Linked DNA regions of Homo sapiens: region 1 is linked to region 2. A link is a contact called in ENCODE Hi-C data. All regions are on one chromosome and are shown on one strand. The core of a region is the stretch at or near the end of the contact, and the rest is flanking DNA. Distances in the headings are between cores, read along the strand shown. Region 1 holds the start of NOTCH1 (notch receptor 1). Region 2 holds the start of SURF1 (SURF1 cytochrome c oxidase assembly factor).

What was found. Hi-C counts contacts between places; a loop is a spot of excess contacts on that map. Pooled maps may share reads with other maps.
Region 1: a loop to region 2 is called in a map of CD8-positive, alpha-beta T cell, with 30 times the contacts of the local background. The contact joins the promoter of NOTCH1 here to the promoter of SURF1 in region 2. A Hi-C loop is called at or near these places in 1 of 168 maps with a recorded cell type or tissue (CD8-positive, alpha-beta T cell), 1 of 37 single-sample maps with no recorded cell type and 5 of 50 pooled maps.

What each region holds. Positions count from the first base shown.
Region 1 is chr9:136,544,488-136,548,543 of GRCh38, reverse strand. It overlaps NOTCH1 (notch receptor 1), which reads left to right and starts at 2,496. Exons shown (of 34, transcript NM_017617.5): 1 at 2,496-2,818. The coding sequence starts at 2,758. It overlaps MIR4674 (microRNA 4674), which reads left to right and starts at 2,285; the gene lies at 2,285-2,371. NALT1 (NOTCH1 associated lncRNA in T cell acute lymphoblastic leukemia 1) reads right to left here and starts at 702. Exons shown (of 3, transcript NR_121577.1): 1 at 443-702. RefSeq lists enhancers at 728-1,639, 3,612-3,661 and silencers at 1,832-1,931, 2,272-2,831, 2,852-3,111, 3,332-3,381.
Region 2 is chr9:133,354,914-133,359,827 of GRCh38, reverse strand. It overlaps SURF1 (SURF1 cytochrome c oxidase assembly factor), which reads left to right and starts at 3,341. Exons shown (of 9, transcript NM_003172.4): 1 at 3,341-3,428; 2 at 3,508-3,559; 3 at 4,871-4,914. The coding sequence starts at 3,375. SURF2 (surfeit 2) reads right to left here and starts at 3,278. Exons shown (of 6, transcript NM_017503.5): 1 at 3,158-3,278; 2 at 2,760-2,914; 3 at 2,014-2,117. The coding sequence starts at 3,235. RefSeq lists silencers at 3,110-3,179, 3,420-3,539.

The DNA.
Region 1 (4,056 bases), core at 1,247-3,746, 3.2 Mb before region 2:
CAGGCTCTGCGGCCCCATCTCATCTGCTTCCAGGCTCCCTGGCCAGCTTGGGAACAGCCCCATTCATTCGGGGTACCCCTGGAACCTTGCCCCAGCTCCCACCACAAGTTGGGACAGGAAGCCCAAAGTGACTCCTACAGGGGAGGCCTGGCGGCACTGCACCCCAATTCAGCTTCTTGGGGTCCTAGCCCCCACCCTCCCATTGGGTTTCTGGAGTGGCTGGGGTGCCCTGCACACAACCTGCTCTTGTTTCTCTTTAGTCCCCGCAATGCCCGCTGCCCAGGGCTGCCTCCCGACCTGTAGGAGAAGGTCTCCAGGCCCTAGGCCAGCAGATGTACTCCTGTTGTGTCAGGACCCCAGCCTCCCCCGACTGCCCACACCCGCTGGCCTGACAAAGAGGAATGGGGAGCCCGGACAACTTGTGAATGAAAAAGCTTCTCACCTACTTGCCAGGGGCCTACCCCCTTCCCAGGCTGGTGGGGAGGTGAGGCCCATCCCCCTCATCCCTGGCTTCTCCTCGGCCACAGCTGTCCATGGGGTACTCCCGGCTGTGGGTGGTGCAGGGGTTGGGAGCTGGGAGGCCGAGGCCTGTGCTTCCCTCGGGCCTGTGCACCCGGCCGCACCATCCGTAACGCGGGCTTATGAGCGTGCCTGGCTGCTGGGTGGCCTGACGGGTGGACACCGAATGGGCCACTCTCTTCTCTGCTGGTAGAGGATGGAGGCCCAAGGTGGAGGTGCTGTCGGCACAGCTGGGGCAGACCAGGGGAGACCCCCTATCCAGGGATCCCCTCCTCCCCTCCCAGGCCGCCCCTCCGCAAAATGCTGAGGACTGGCCCCCGGGCCTGGGCTACATGGGCCATTACTTCTGGCCTGGGGCCCACAGGCAGAGATGCCAATGGAGGCACACAGGCAGTCGCACCCGCACCCGATCAGCACCAGGCCTGAGGCCTTCGGGCCTCCCTATGCCCCACCCCACCCCCACCCACCAGGAGCAGAGGACGTCGTGGTGGGCAGAGTCCTCAGCCTGGGAGCTGCACAGCCCCGCGCTTCCTTCTATGGAAAATCTGCTCCTCCAGGCTGCCTGGCTGCTGTTACATAAACATCTCTGCTGCCTCCAGGCGCCTCCTCTCCTGGGGCGCTGACCCCAAGATGTTACCCCAGGCCTGCAGAAGTGAGGCCAGATTCTGGGAGGACGCAGGCGAGGGAGGCTCCCAGCAGCAGCTACAGGGGCGGGACAGGCCGCCTGCACTGGCTGTTTCCAGAGTGCTCAGCATTTGGCAAGAGGTGTGCCAGGAAAGGCTTGCTGGGGTCAGGTGTGAGATTTGTCCTGCTTTCTGTGCCTGCCTCTGCCACCATGCTCTGGGGTTTCTGCAGCCCTCCCCCCAGGCCCCCACAGTCCTAGGTCCCTCCCAGCCTTTCGGTCTCCCCGCAGGGCAGGCTTAGCCCTCCTACTCCAGGAGGGGCGCCGGGACACGCGCCTTCTGCCATCGCACTCACCACCCTGTGTTGGGGTGGGGAGGGGGCGCTGTCTGTCCCTGGCACGAGGCCGTGAACTTTGCGCAGGGACTATGGCAGGCATTTTGGACTCCTGGCGCTTAACCAGGCTTGGCACAGGGTGCCCGTGCCTGGCATCGTGGTGGAGAAATAAATCAGCCGGAAGGAGCACGTGGGAAGGGCTGCGCCGGCGCCAGCGGCAGATCCGCCCGACCCGTTTGTGCTTTCTGGGGCCACCTTAGGCAGGCGGCGCCCGGGCAGGAGGAGGACGGTGACCGAGGAGCGTGTCGACGCGGGTCCCCCTTGGGGGAGCGGGGCACAATCCGTCCGCGAGGCACTGGTCCCGGCTGCTCCCTCGGGGCGCCCGGAGTCCCCTGCCCAGAGGCCGCGGCGCCCCCATCCCTCGCGGTCAAGTGCTCGGGCAATCACGGCCAGGGATGTCTGGCGGCGATCGATCCTCTGGACGCCTAAAGCCGCGGCCACGGGGCCCTCGGGAGGGAGTGAAGCCGCTGGGCTAGGGGCGCACACACGGCTAGGCCACTCTCCCAGAGCCCTGCCCCGGGCCCGGGGTCCCCCAACGTGGCCTCAGCTGCTCCCCGCCCGGCCCAGCGCACGGTGCACACGGCTGTCCGCGGCCTCGCCCTCCCCATTCCGCCCCGGGCTCCTCCGCTTATTCACATGCAAATTTCAGTCGCCAGTTGTCGCCGAGCGCGGCAACCGCCAGAGCCGGATCCTTCCGCAGCCCCGGCTCAAACTTTTGGCCTCTGAAAACTTTCAAACGAGAAGTAGTCCCAGGCGCCCGCTCCCGACCCACGCCGCGCCGCCGGGTCCCTCCTCCCCGGAGAGGCTGGGCTCGGGACGCGCGGCTCAGCTCGGGGAGGCGCAAAGGCGGACGGGGCGTGCGGGAGGAGGTGGCCGCGGAGGGGGCGGGGGGACCGGCGGGGGTGGGGCCGGGCGGGGCGGGGCCGGCGGGGGCGGAGCGCACCTCGACTCTGAGCCTCACTAGTGCCTCGGCCGCGGGAGGGAGCGCAAGGGCGCGGGGCGCGGGGCGCGGGCGCGGGCGCGAGCGCAGCGAAGGAACGAGCCGGGCGCGGAGCCGGGCCCGGGGGCCTGCGAGAGCACAGCGCCGCCAGCCAGCCGGGGAAGAGAGGGCGGGACCGTCCGCCGCCGCCCCGGGACCGTACGCCGCGCGTGTGCGTCCCAGCCCCGCCGGCCAGCGCAGGAGGCCGCCGCCCGGGCGCAGAGGGCAGCCGGTGGGGAGGCATGCCGCCGCTCCTGGCGCCCCTGCTCTGCCTGGCGCTGCTGCCCGCGCTCGCCGCACGAGGTAGGCGCCCACCCACCCGCGAGCCCCCACTTTCCGCGCCCTTTGGAAACTTTGGCGGCGCCCGGCGCGCGCGCCCCACGGCTGGGAGCGGGCGGCGGGGAGGCCAGCATGGAGAGGGAAAAGCGGGCGGCCCGGGGCGTGGGGTTCTGGAGTCCCGGGATCAGGGAGGACCGACCTTCCCCCTCGATCCCCCCGTGGAGGCGGACTCGCGCCGCCCGTGCCTGGAGCCGAGTTAGGAGGCCGGTGTGGGGTGCTGGGGCCCCGGAGGCCCTACTCCGGGCCCGCCCTTCACCCGCCGCGCGTGGGGCTTGCCGCCGGTCGGCCGGGCGGGCGGGCTGCCTACTATTTTTCGATTTGAATAGAGTCGGTTTTGGTTTCCTGTTGCTTCTCCGGGCCATTTATCTTCTTTCTTCTTCGCCTCTGGCCCACGCCGGGGCGGATGTTGGGGCGCGGAGTGTGGGCTCTGCGGCGCCGCGTTCGCCTTCACTGACCCGCGCGGCCGGGCTGGGTCCCCGGGCTCCCGGTCGCCCCGCCCGCCGGTGCCCCCCAGCCCGGCTCTCAGTTTGGGGGAGGGGTTGCGTAAGAAGCCGCCGCGCCCGGGGGGACTGAACTTTCCTTTTGCTTTGCGGAGTTGAAGTTTGGAAAGCTTGGGGGCGGAGAGCGGGACGCGGGTGGGGGGCTCTTACATTTCTCCCCGCCGCACAGCGAGCGGGGTCTCTGGGGAATCGAGTGATTAATCCACTCTTTCTCCGAGAGTTGGAGGCGAGAATTATCTGTCCTCTTCCAGAAAGTGCGGCTCTGTGTCACACCCCCCTCCCCCGTTTCTCAGCCCCGGTAAGATGGGGAGGGAGGGGCTTGAGTAATTGATCCCTTCTCGAGATGGGGTCGAATTCCTTCCGAATGGGGGACCTTCATCCCCCTCCTGTGGGTGTATGGGGGCTGCCCTGGAGATGCGCGCCCGCGGAGGCAGGTATTGGGTGTCGGCGGAGGCGGGGCCGCGTCCCCAGGGTGCTGTCCCGGTGCCCCTGGAGGCGGCCCCGACTCCACAATGGGCCGCTCTGATTCTGAGGCGGAGGCCGGCGCTTTGTTGGCGGGCGGGGTAGCGGGCGAGCAGCTGTCGCATTTTCCCACGGGCGGGAGCTGAGTGTGGCCACCCCCCCTCCCCCCGTCCAGCTCTGCCCCCTTGCAGAACGGGTTTGAACAGAGGCAATCTCGGCGGCTGGATGGGGGGCCCTGCC
Region 2 (4,914 bases), core at 2,092-4,591:
CAGAGCAGCTGCTGGGTGCCTCAGCTCTGTTCCTACCAGGTGTGCAGGGAGGGTGGTGGGCCAGGGCTGCAGCCAGGAGGCAAGAAGATGGTAGAGGTCTACGGGGCCTTTACCACTCATCCCCGATCTAGCCAGGCCTAGGAAGCCACGGCTAGGAGGGCACTGACCAGGCCCAAGGCCAACTGTGCCCCAGTGAGCTTGGCATGGCCTCTCAAAGGCAACTCGGGCTGGCAGTGATGCCACCCTCTCCCCAGCAGCCTGAAGTCCTCCCTCAGCACATGGGAGACCCCGTCCCGGAGGGCGGGGCTCAGTGGAGGTTGGCTGCCTGGCCTTTGCTGCCCCTTAGTGGGTGAGAAGGGAGTTGGGACAAGGCTTCCATGGAAAGACCTCACTGGAGTCACCACCGTTGTCCCCTTGTATATTGGAGGGTCTGCTGGGGCTTGCCCTCCAGCCCAGCGCAGCTACCATCATCATCCCTCATGGGCTGCATGAGCCCTGCTGGGCCCTGGCCATTGATGTGGCGGCCCATCTCCAGGGCTGTTTCCCTCCTTGTCTCTGCCACCCACCCCCATGGCCATGCAGCAGCCTTGTCACCACCAGAACGTGAAGGCAGAGCCCCCTTACAGCCACGTTTGGACTTCCCTGGACCACTGCCTTGCAGTGACCTCGGCGCCCCAGTCCCATCTCAGCTCCACAGTCCACCATCATAACCATTCTTCATGGGAACCCCGTGGCCCCCTGCACTTAGAGCCTTCCTGCCCACCCCTGAGCAGCTAACACACTGGCTGGAAAAAGTCCAAGCCTCAGGCTGGCAGCCCTTGTGCCTGCAAGGCCTCTGCAAGGTGCCCGCCTTCTACTTGAGAAACCCTGGTCCTGCCTTCTCAATCCACACTCATGCTTCGGGAGGGCTGGACTGCCTCTCCGCACTCATCAGAAGCCCGTAGACGCATCTTCCCATCCGCAAACCAACCTGAATCTGTCCGCTCCAGCCTCTGTCCATTTCCCTCCTTAGCTGGACTCCAGAAAGGCTTTCTGGTGACCCAGCACCTGCCTAAGGCCGGACACTGCCCTCATGGGCTGCAGCCTACGCTCCACTCTAGCCAGGTGTCCCTGCCAAGCTTCAGGTGCCTCACCAAGGTTGCCAGGGGCCTCTGTGTTATCAAATCTATCATTTTTCTGTCCTCATCTTCCCTTCAGTACCACGGGAGGACTTCCAGCCTCTTCCTGGGGCTCAGGACCAGGCCTCTCTCCCTTCTCTAAACTCTCGCCGGGTGCTCACCCAGATCCACGGTGCAACCATCTCCTTCATCCAGCACGGGTGTCCCTGTTTCAAAAGCCCGATACTTCCCTAATACACACCTTTCCTAATACAGCTCAAGCTTAAAACCTTCAAAGGGACTCTGAATTCTCCCCCCAAAACCCACCGTCTTTTCCTGGATGACCGCAGTCAAGGAGTCCTCCCTTCTCAACCATGCACACTGTCCATGCAGCCCCCACCCAACCCTCTCCACACACCCACTGCAGTGCTCCTGGCCTGGTCTCTGGGTCATCCGGGCTGTGCACACTAGCCCAGCCAGTCCTTTGGAGCCTACCTCAGCCAACACATTTTTGCCTCAGACTTCCATGGACCCTGGCTTCTCCCTGGGGTGCTGTTCCCCCGACCCCACTGCCACCACATCCCTCCAGCCTCAGCCTCGAGCGAATCCCTCAGCGAGTCTCCCCAGCCCTCCTGTCTCCGCAAGCCCACCCCACATCCCTCGCCCAGTTTCTTTCACACCTCGCATTGCCACGCACACTCACTCACTCCCGAGCCTGCTTCTGGCTCTGTGCCTGCCTGCACTAAAAGCTGTGGGGTCAGGGGCCATCATCCCTCTCTTCACTGTGCCAAAAAACAGGCCTGATGCATCAACACGGATCGCTGAAGGACGACCTGCCTTCAAGCACGCTCCATCTGGGGCAAGGCGGGCATGCACTCAGATGGCGATGCACTGATGGGGGTCCACTGGGACTTACATTTACACAGAGCTCGCTGGTACCGCCGGCCCTGGGTGTGCCTCAGCACGTGTTCTGGGCACTTGTTGATGTGCCGCAGGGTGAGTTTGCAGAACAACTGGTGCCTACAGAGCAGAGAGACCAAATTTGTAGGGACAGTTCACAGCAAGGATTCAGACTGGTGGCTGTGTCTTGGACTCATCCCTGGACAGTCTACCATGCGGCTTGGACATCGGGCTTTTAAAGGCTCCCGGAGCAATTCCACTCTGAAGCTGGGTGGGGAACCGTCTGACCCAGGCCGACTGCAGCCTCTTAATGTTTACCGGAAAAGCACGCATGGCAGCCTCACTGACTGCTCCAGGATGAGTTCATGCAAGAGGATGGCTCCACCTGGAGCAAGGGCTCAATGAATGGAAACATCCTATCTCTGTTTTGACGATTATTACAAAGCCTAGCTCCCAGCTAAATCAAAGACCCCTTCTGGGGTTAAGGGAAGAACCCAACGCTGTTCACAACCTCAGGTGACAAATCACAAGCCTCTACTCATCTGGGAAGCAGCCACACCCCACAGGACAAACCTCAGGTGAGCAAACGAGCTCACCAAGAGGCCTCGCCGCTGGGACCGCAGGTGATTCCAGCACCCGGGCGCCCACCTGGGTCCCAGGGCTCCCAACTCTGAAAGAGTAGGGGCTGCAGCACTGGCGGAGTCCAGCGGAGGGGCTGTCCTAATTGCCCTGGGCCTCCCCGCGCCGCCGCGGACCACCTACGGGTTCTTGGTGCTGGGCACGATGTGCGGCTCGAACTCTGCATAGTCGAAGGCCGGGGAGGCGCGGACCAGCCGCTGGTACTTTTTGCCGCGGGTGTAGACCTGGAGCTCCGGCAGGCGGCAGGGCAGCTCGTGACCTGTCAGGATGCACCTCACCTGCGGACGCGTGGGCGGGCAGGACGTCAGGAGGGCCAGGGCTCCGCTCCCTGGTGCCCCCTCCTGCCGCGCCCCCTTCCCTCTCCTCCCCTGATCCCGCCGCGCCCTCTCCCCTGCCCTCCCCTCTCTCCTGCTCTCCCCTCTCCCCTCTCCCCTGCCCTCTCCTCTCCCCTGCCCTCCCCTCAGCCCCTCATCCCAACTGCGCCCTTCTCCGCCACTCCGTTCCCCTCCCGCGCTGCGAACCTTGCGGGCGTCCGTCTGGAGCCGCAGGCTCGGGTGCTCCCGCAGAAACGCCCGCACGTCGCCCGGCAACTCGCTCATGGCCGACGCGCCCGCGGAGCAGCCCGGCGGAAGCCGCTCGCAGAACCTGGAGCCGGGGGCGGGGCTCTGGGCGGGACTCAGCGGCGCCCCGGATGCAGATGCTTCCTGCGTCCCGGAAGCGCCCGCGGGGCCGGGTGCGATGGCGGCGGTGGCTGCGTTGCAGCTGGGGCTGCGGGCGGCGGGGCTGGGACGGGTGAGCGCCGGGTGCGGGGTGCGGGGTGCGGGGCGCGGGGAGGGGTCCCGGAGCTCAGCCCGCCCGTCCGTGTCCGCAGGCCCCGGCCAGCGCCGCCTGGAGGAGCGTCCTCAGGGTCTCCCCGCGCCCAGGTGAGGGCTGCAGGCCGGGCTGTGATCCAGGCGCCTGGGCAGAGCCACCTGCTGTCTGCCCTGCACTTTGAAGGGTTGTCGTGGGGATTGAAATGAACCAACTGCCGGCTGAGCGGAGGCTCCCTGGGAGTGACAAGTTCCGTATTAAAATGCTTTCAGTGGAATTGTGGTCGTGTGCCGGGCATGTAGCGAGCGCTTTGTCCTCACAACGCGAGAGGTAGCTCCTTGGTCGTTCCCCTGTTACAGAGAAGGCTCGAGAGTTACTTCCGAACGTCCCATCCAGCTAATGGGTGGCCAGCCCAGGCTGAAAGCCCAGGGCTCTGAAAGTAAAGCGTATCTAACCACCGCGGCTTACGTGTTCCTCTCAGTGTGCAGCACAGGGCTGTTTTGCCGTGTGTAGAGTGCTGTGCAAGCCTGCCCCAGGCCTGCCTTTTTATAAAAAAAAAAAAAAAAATAGTATCCGCAAGGCCCCTGGTGCTTTTCAGCGGATGGAACTCATCCTCTGAGAGCTTAAAGGCACTTTCTGTGTACATTCTTCCCTCTTTACATTTACGATGAGTTGTAAAAATGGAAAGCTGTTAAGAGAGCTCTGTGAGCCATTACTGAATTGATATATTTTTCTACATAACACAACAACCACTAGTGCCTGACTAAGCTACTTAGTAACTGTAGCTGCTTATTTTTTATTTTTTGAGACAGTTTCGCTCTTGTTGCCCAGGCTGGAGTGCAGTGGCGCAATCTCGGCTTACAGCAACCACCTCCTCCCAGGTTCAAGCGATTCTCCTGCCTCAGCCTCCCGAGTAGCTGGGATTACAGAAGCACCATCGTGCTCAGCTAATTTTTGCATTTTTTTGTAGAGATGGGGTTTCTGCATGTTGGTCAGGCTGGTCTCGAACTCCTGATCTCGTGATCCGCCCGCCTTGGCCTCCCAAAGTGCTGGGATTACAGGCGTGAGCCACCGTGCCCGGCCAACTGTAGCTGCTTATTAAATGCATTTTGAATGGATGAATGGTGCATCTTAGTGCAGTGGAATACATCTAGATTCTTGAGTAAAAAGGCATGAGTTACTCAGGGTCGTGGTTGGTGGTCAAACCGGCACTGAGCCCTAGATCCCACTTACTCACTTGGCAGACGTACTGTGTGTGCCTTGTTCTGGGCACCGGGTTAGGAGCTGGGCTGGATACAGGTGCTGCTAGTTGGCTCTAGGCAGCAGGTTTTGATTGGCAGTACTGGAGTCTGTCTTGGAACGGGCTGCTCCAGGTCTGTGTTCGAGGGCTTCTGGCTCCATGTCAGTGTTGTGAAACTCTCCAGGGGTGGCCTGGAGGCCAAGCAGATGTGGCAGTTCTGCAGCAGAA